2 separate regions of the Homo sapiens genome follow, and region 2 is linked to region 1. The links are chromatin loops, found by intact Hi-C in ENCODE. Cell type or tissue: transverse colon. All regions are shown on one strand. Each heading gives the region's core, and the rest is flanking DNA. Links, peaks and the distances in the headings are about the cores only.

Region 1 (2,919 bases), core at 241-2,740:
CAAACTGAAATTCTGTACCCATTAAACAAGAACTCCCCATTCCCCCTCCCAACACCTAGTCCCTGGCACCCGCCATTCTGCTGTCTCTATGAATTTGGCTACACTGGGTCCCTCATAGACCATACAGTATCTGTCCTGCTGCGACTGGCTTATTTCACTCAGCACAATGTCCTCACCATCCCCGCATGCTGTGGCATGGGTCAGAGTTCCCTCCTCTCTGAGGCTCAACAGCATTCCCTGGTATGGACACGCCACAGTCTGTTCACCCATTCATCCTCTATGGCCGCTTGGGTTGCCTCCACCTCTGGGCTAGTGTGAGTAATGCTGCCATGAGCACAGCGTGCAAACATCTGTTCAAGGCCCTGCTTTTGATTCTCTCGGGGATGTGCCCAGAGGTGGACCTGCAGGATCATATGGTAATTGTCTGTCTAATTTCTGGAGGAACTGCTGCACCATTTTCCACAGCGGCTGCACCATTTCACACTCCCCAGCAGTGAGCAAGAGTCCCAGGGTCTCCACCTTATTGCCAGCACTTGTTATTTTCTGTTTGTTTGTTTTTACAGTAACCATCCCAATGGGTGTGAGGTGGTATCTCACTGTGGCTTAGAGTAGTTGCATCTTCCTAATGATTAGTGATGTTGAGCAGGTGCTTATTAGCCACTCCTGTAATTATTTTTATTATGCTTTTTGTTTGTTTTGTTTTTTGAGACAGAGTCTCGCTGTGTTGCCCAGACTGGAGTGCCGTGGCACGATCTCGGCTCACTGCAACCTCCATCTTCCAGGTTCAAGTGATTCTCCCATCTCAGCTCACGAGTAGCTGGGACTACAGGCACGCACCACCATGCCTGGCTACCTTTTGTATTTTTAGTAGAGATGGGGTTTCATGATATTGGGCAGGCTGGTCTCAAACTCCTGACCTCAGGTGATAAGCCTGTCTTGGCCTCCCAAAGTGCTGGGATTATAGGCGTGAGCCACTGCGCTCGGCTTATTATGTTTTATTAACATATCTGTTCACAACAGATTGGAAGTGAAACAAACAAGCCAGTGTTATGAGCAGATCTCTGGAGAGGCGCCGGTTGTCCGGCACTGTGGGTGTCAAGGATGAGCAGAAGCCTGGATAATTTGGGGATCAGGAGGGAGGGGGATTGGCCAGTGCCATGTATAAGTCAGCTCCCCCCGTAAAGGGATCCAAGGGAGGGCCTGCTATTTCTGCCACCCTCCAGCCCAGGCTGGCACCTGTGCAGCTGTCATGCCCCTTTCAGCTACATTTAAATGTTGGAAGTTCGAGTTACCTACATGATCTGAAATTGCAGCTGGTGACCTTTCAGCAAATGCCAAAGTTCTTTCAGGGCACACAACAGCGTGGACACACGGGGCATCTGGAAGGCCCAGAGGAAGGGGGGGGCAGCGTCCAGCTCACGCTTTTTTCAGCGCCACTGATGCATTGGTGATCACAGAGCTATTTATGGGCTTGCTGTGCTTGGTGAAAGGCCCTCACAGGCCTGGGCGGAAGTAGTAAGGACAAACAGAGTCTCTGAACAGTAAGGCAGTCTTAGGGCAGTTCATAGGGCGGGGCCCCCACCTGAAGTCTAGGATCTGGACTGTGACTCTACAGTACTAGCTGAGAGCATATTCTCTGTTAGCAAAACTCTGTTAGAATGCCTTCCATGCCCCGTCTCCAGTGATCTCAACAAACGCTCTTTCATGAAACCTCAGCATTTCTGCTTCCAGCACGGCAGACCCTTTAGGGTATCTGCTCAGCCCACGATCCCCATCTAAGAGAGAGGCGTGCCCTGCCCATAAAAAGAAAACCCAAGGCCACGTTTGTCTTATATGACCCGGGTCTATGGCTGCAGCTAACTGGACACAAGCTAAGACGTCAGGTTTTTTTCTCCGGGGAACTTGGTGTGAGACATGGAGACACAGTGGATTGGCTGACAATGCCAGGACGGACTAAGGGTGTGTCCTCGGGGTTAGGAAAGCAGTGGGTGCTAGGTTTCATGAGAGTCCCCTGAAGCTTTCCAACAAATTGCCTTTCTGCTTTAGCAGAATAAATGGGTTTCTGTTACCTACGATGAAAATGGCCTTGACTACAATAGATATTACAATTAACATTTTGCAAATGAAGAAAGGGAGACTCAGAGAGGTTAAAAATATTGCCAAGCTTGGTCTAGTTTAGTCAGGATAGCGTATGTTATCGTGCAGCAACAAATAAACCTGAAATCCCCACGGCTTAGCACAGCAAAGGTTTGTCTCTCCTTCTGGTCCCAGGCTGACATCGACATGGCGGTGGCTTAGGCCTCCAGGCTCCTGCCATGTCATGAACCTGTACAAAAATGCATGGCTTCAGAGGAGGACCCATCCTAATGTAGGTAATCTAGGCTCATCTCATCTTAATCCTTACTTTAATTAGATCTGCAAAGACCCTCATTCTTTTTTCTTTTTTTTTTTTTTTTTTTGAGACGAGTCTCGCTCTGTCGCCCAGGCTGCAGTGCAGTGGTGTGATCTCGGCTCACTGCAAGCTCTGCCTCCCGGGTTCATGCCATTCTCCTGCCTCAGCCTCCTGAGTAGCTGGGACTACAGGCGCCCGCCACCACGCCCAACTATTTTTTGTATTTTTAGTAGAGACGGGGTTTCACTGTGTTAGCCAGGATGGTCTTGATCTCCTGACCTTGTGATCCGCCCGCCCGCCTTGGCCTCCCAAAGTGCTGGGATTACAGGTGTGAGCCACTGCACCCTGATATATATATGGAAAAGGCTCCCAGACCATATTTCTCTCCCTTCATGCTTTGAGAACCAGATGCCAGCTGAGTTACAAGAAGTTTAAAACTCAAGAGGTGCTTTGTGCGTCAGGGGACTTTCCCAGAGGGCAGCCCCAGCTGGAGTGGAGAAATATTGGCTTTGGGTCTGTCTGGTCAG
Region 2 (2,919 bases), core at 235-2,734, 70 kb before region 1:
CACATTATTTTGTTTGTAATGATGTTATTTGTTTTAGTTCATAATCTTTTAAAGATATTTTAACATGAGCATTATTTTATATTTACAAACTTTTTTATTGTTTTTCAGTGCTTTGCATAGATCTGAGTTTCTATCATTTTCTTCTGCTTCAAAAATTTTTAAAACATCTACTGTATAGATCTGCTGATGACAAATTTAATTTAGCTTGTCTGAAAATGTGTTTATTTTTTCATTGAATTCTAGATTTGCAGATTTAACTCCATATTTGCCACCTTGAAGACATCATTCTATTGCCCTTATGGCATTCACAGTTTCAGAAAAACTATATATAGTCATTTTTTTTTTTTTTTTTTTTTTTTTTTTTTTTTTTTTTTGAGACGGAGTCTCGCTCTGTCGCCCAGGCTGGAGTGCAGTGGTGGGATCTCGGCTCACTGCAAGCTCCGCCTCCCAGGTTCACGCCATTCTCCTGCCTCAGCCTCCCAAGTAGCTGGGACTACAGGCGCCCGCCACTACGCCCGGCTAATTTTTTGTATTTTTAGTAGAGACGGGGTTTCACCGTTTTAGCCGGGATGGTCTTGATCTCCTGACCTCGTGATCCGCCCGCCTCGGCCTCCCAAAGTGCTGGGATTACAGGCGTGAGCCACCGCGCCCGGCCAATATATATAGTCATTCTTAACTTCTCTGTAAAGGTAGCAAGTATTCCTTGCCTTCCTTTTTATTTCTTTTAATTTTCTTATCTGGTTTTCAGTTACTTAACCATGATATGACATGGTGTGATTATCTTTGAAGGAATAACTTTACAATTTTTAAATTAAAATTATATATCTGTATATTCAAAGTACTAAATATTAAGCTGCTTGATATTACAGCAAACTATTCTAGAGCTCTTTTTATTTTTTAACCTTTATACTTTTCTCTGTGATTTGTTTTGTTTAGTTCAACATTGCTATGTCTTCAAGTTCACTGATCATTTTTACAGGTTTCCAGTATGACTATAATAATTTATATATTATTTAAAAATATTAGCTATTGCTACTCACAATTGCAAACACATGGTATCAACTCTAGTGCCCCTCAATGATAGACTGGATAAAGAAAATGTGGTACATATACACCATGGAATACTATGCAGCCATAAAAAGGAAAGAGATCATGTCCTTTGCAGGGACATGGATGGAGCTGGAAGCCATTATCCTCAACAAACTAATGCAGGAACGGAAAACCAAACACCATGTTTTTTTTTTTTTTTTTTTTTTTTTTTGAGACGGAGTCTCGCTCTGTCGCCCAGGTCGGACTGCGGACTGCAGTGGCGCAATCTCGGCTCACTGCAAGCTCCGCTTCCCGGGTTCACGCCATTCTCCTGCCTCAGCCTCCCGAGTAGCTGGGACTACAGGCGCCCGCCACCGCGCCCGGCTAATTTTTTGTATTTTTAGTAGAGACGGGGTTTCACCTTGTTAGCCAGGATGGTCTCGATCTCCTGACCTCATGATCCACCCGCCTCGGCCTCCCAAAGTGCTGGGATTACAGGCGTGAGCCACCGCGCCCGGCCAAACACCATGTTTTTGCTTATGAGTGGGAGCTAAATAATGAGAACACATGGACACAGGGAGCAGAACAACACACACTGGGGCCTGTTGGGTGATGGAGTAGGTCTGGGAAGAGCATTAGGAAAAATAGCTAATGCATGCTGGGCTTAATACCTAGGTGATGGGTTGATAGGGGCAGCAAACCATCATGGCACACGTTCAACTATGTAACAAACCTGCACATCTTGCACATGTACCCGGACTTAAACTTAATAAAAAAAGAAAAGAAAATGAAAGGTGGGTGGGGGCATGAAATAAAGAATTCGAGCAGTCTTTACAAACTGTAAAATGCAAGGAAATGGATTCCTACTTAAAGCCTCAAGAAAAGAAGGAATACTTAGTCATTTCTTCCTGCAATTTTAAGCTAATACATAGCACCATTTTCCTATTACAGAAAATATTTTCTTTATACAGTTATCCTTCAGTTTACATGGGGAATTGATTCCAAGTTTAAGCACTACAAACCACTGCTAGAGGAAATAAAAGGGGACACAAACAAATGGAAAACATTCCATGCTCATGGATAGGAAGAATCAACATCGTGAAAATGGCCATACTGCTCAAAGTAATTTATAGATTAAATGCTATTCCTATAAAGCTACCATTGACTTTCTTCACAGAATTAGAAAAAAAACTACTTTAAATTTCATATGGAACCAAAAAAGAGCCTCTATAGCCAAGACAATCCTAAGCAAAAAGAACAAAGCTGAAGGCATCATGCTGTGTGACTTCACACTACACTACAAAGCTACAGTAACCAAAACAGCACAGTACTGGTAGCAAAACAGATACATAGACCAATGGAACAGAACAGAGGCCTCAGAAATAACACCACACATGTACAACCATCTGATCTTTGACAAACCTGACAAAAACAAGCAATAGGGAAAGGAGTCCCTATTTAATAAATAGTGTTGGAAAGACTGGCTAGCCGTATGTAGAAAACTGAAACTGGACCCCATCCTTACACCTTCTGTACAGCAAAAGAAACTATTATCAGAGTGAACAGGCAACCTACTGAAAGGGAGAAAATTTTTGCAATCTATCCATCTGACAAAGGGCTAATATCCAGAATCTACAAGGAACTTAAACAAATTTACAAGGAAAAAAACATCAAAAAGTACGCAAAGGATATGAACAGACACTTCTCACAAGAAGGCATTTATGTGGCCAAAAACATGAAAAAAAGCTCATCATCGCTGGTCATTAGAGAAATGCACATCAAAACCACAATGAGATACCATCTCATGCCAGTTAGAATGGCGATCATTGAAAAGTCAGGAAACAACAGATGCTGGAGATGATGTGGAGAAACAGGAACGCTTTTACACTG

What was found. Hi-C counts contacts between places; a loop is a spot of excess contacts. Peaks named below come from ENCODE experiments on the same cell type or tissue, not always from the same donor. Only the 100,000 strongest peaks of a DNase experiment are listed, where the experiment ranks them.
Region 2: it touches region 1 in a loop (24-fold over the local background); 2 of 110 quality-filtered maps call a loop at or near these places.

Annotation. Positions count from the first base shown.
Region 1 is chr9:94,599,000-94,601,918 of GRCh38, forward strand. No RefSeq gene overlaps it. Among named protein-coding and RNA genes, the nearest start is that of FBP2, 6.6 kb to the left of the region's middle. In transverse colon, for the core only: no CTCF peak of the experiment used is centred there; a DNase peak (open chromatin) is centred at 1,542; H3K27ac peaks cover 1,358 bases.
Region 2 is chr9:94,529,403-94,532,321 of GRCh38, forward strand. No RefSeq gene overlaps it. Among named protein-coding and RNA genes, the nearest start is that of PCAT7, 24 kb to the right of the region's middle. In transverse colon, for the core only: no CTCF peak of the experiment used is centred there; no DNase peak of the experiment used is centred there; H3K27me3 peaks cover 388 bases.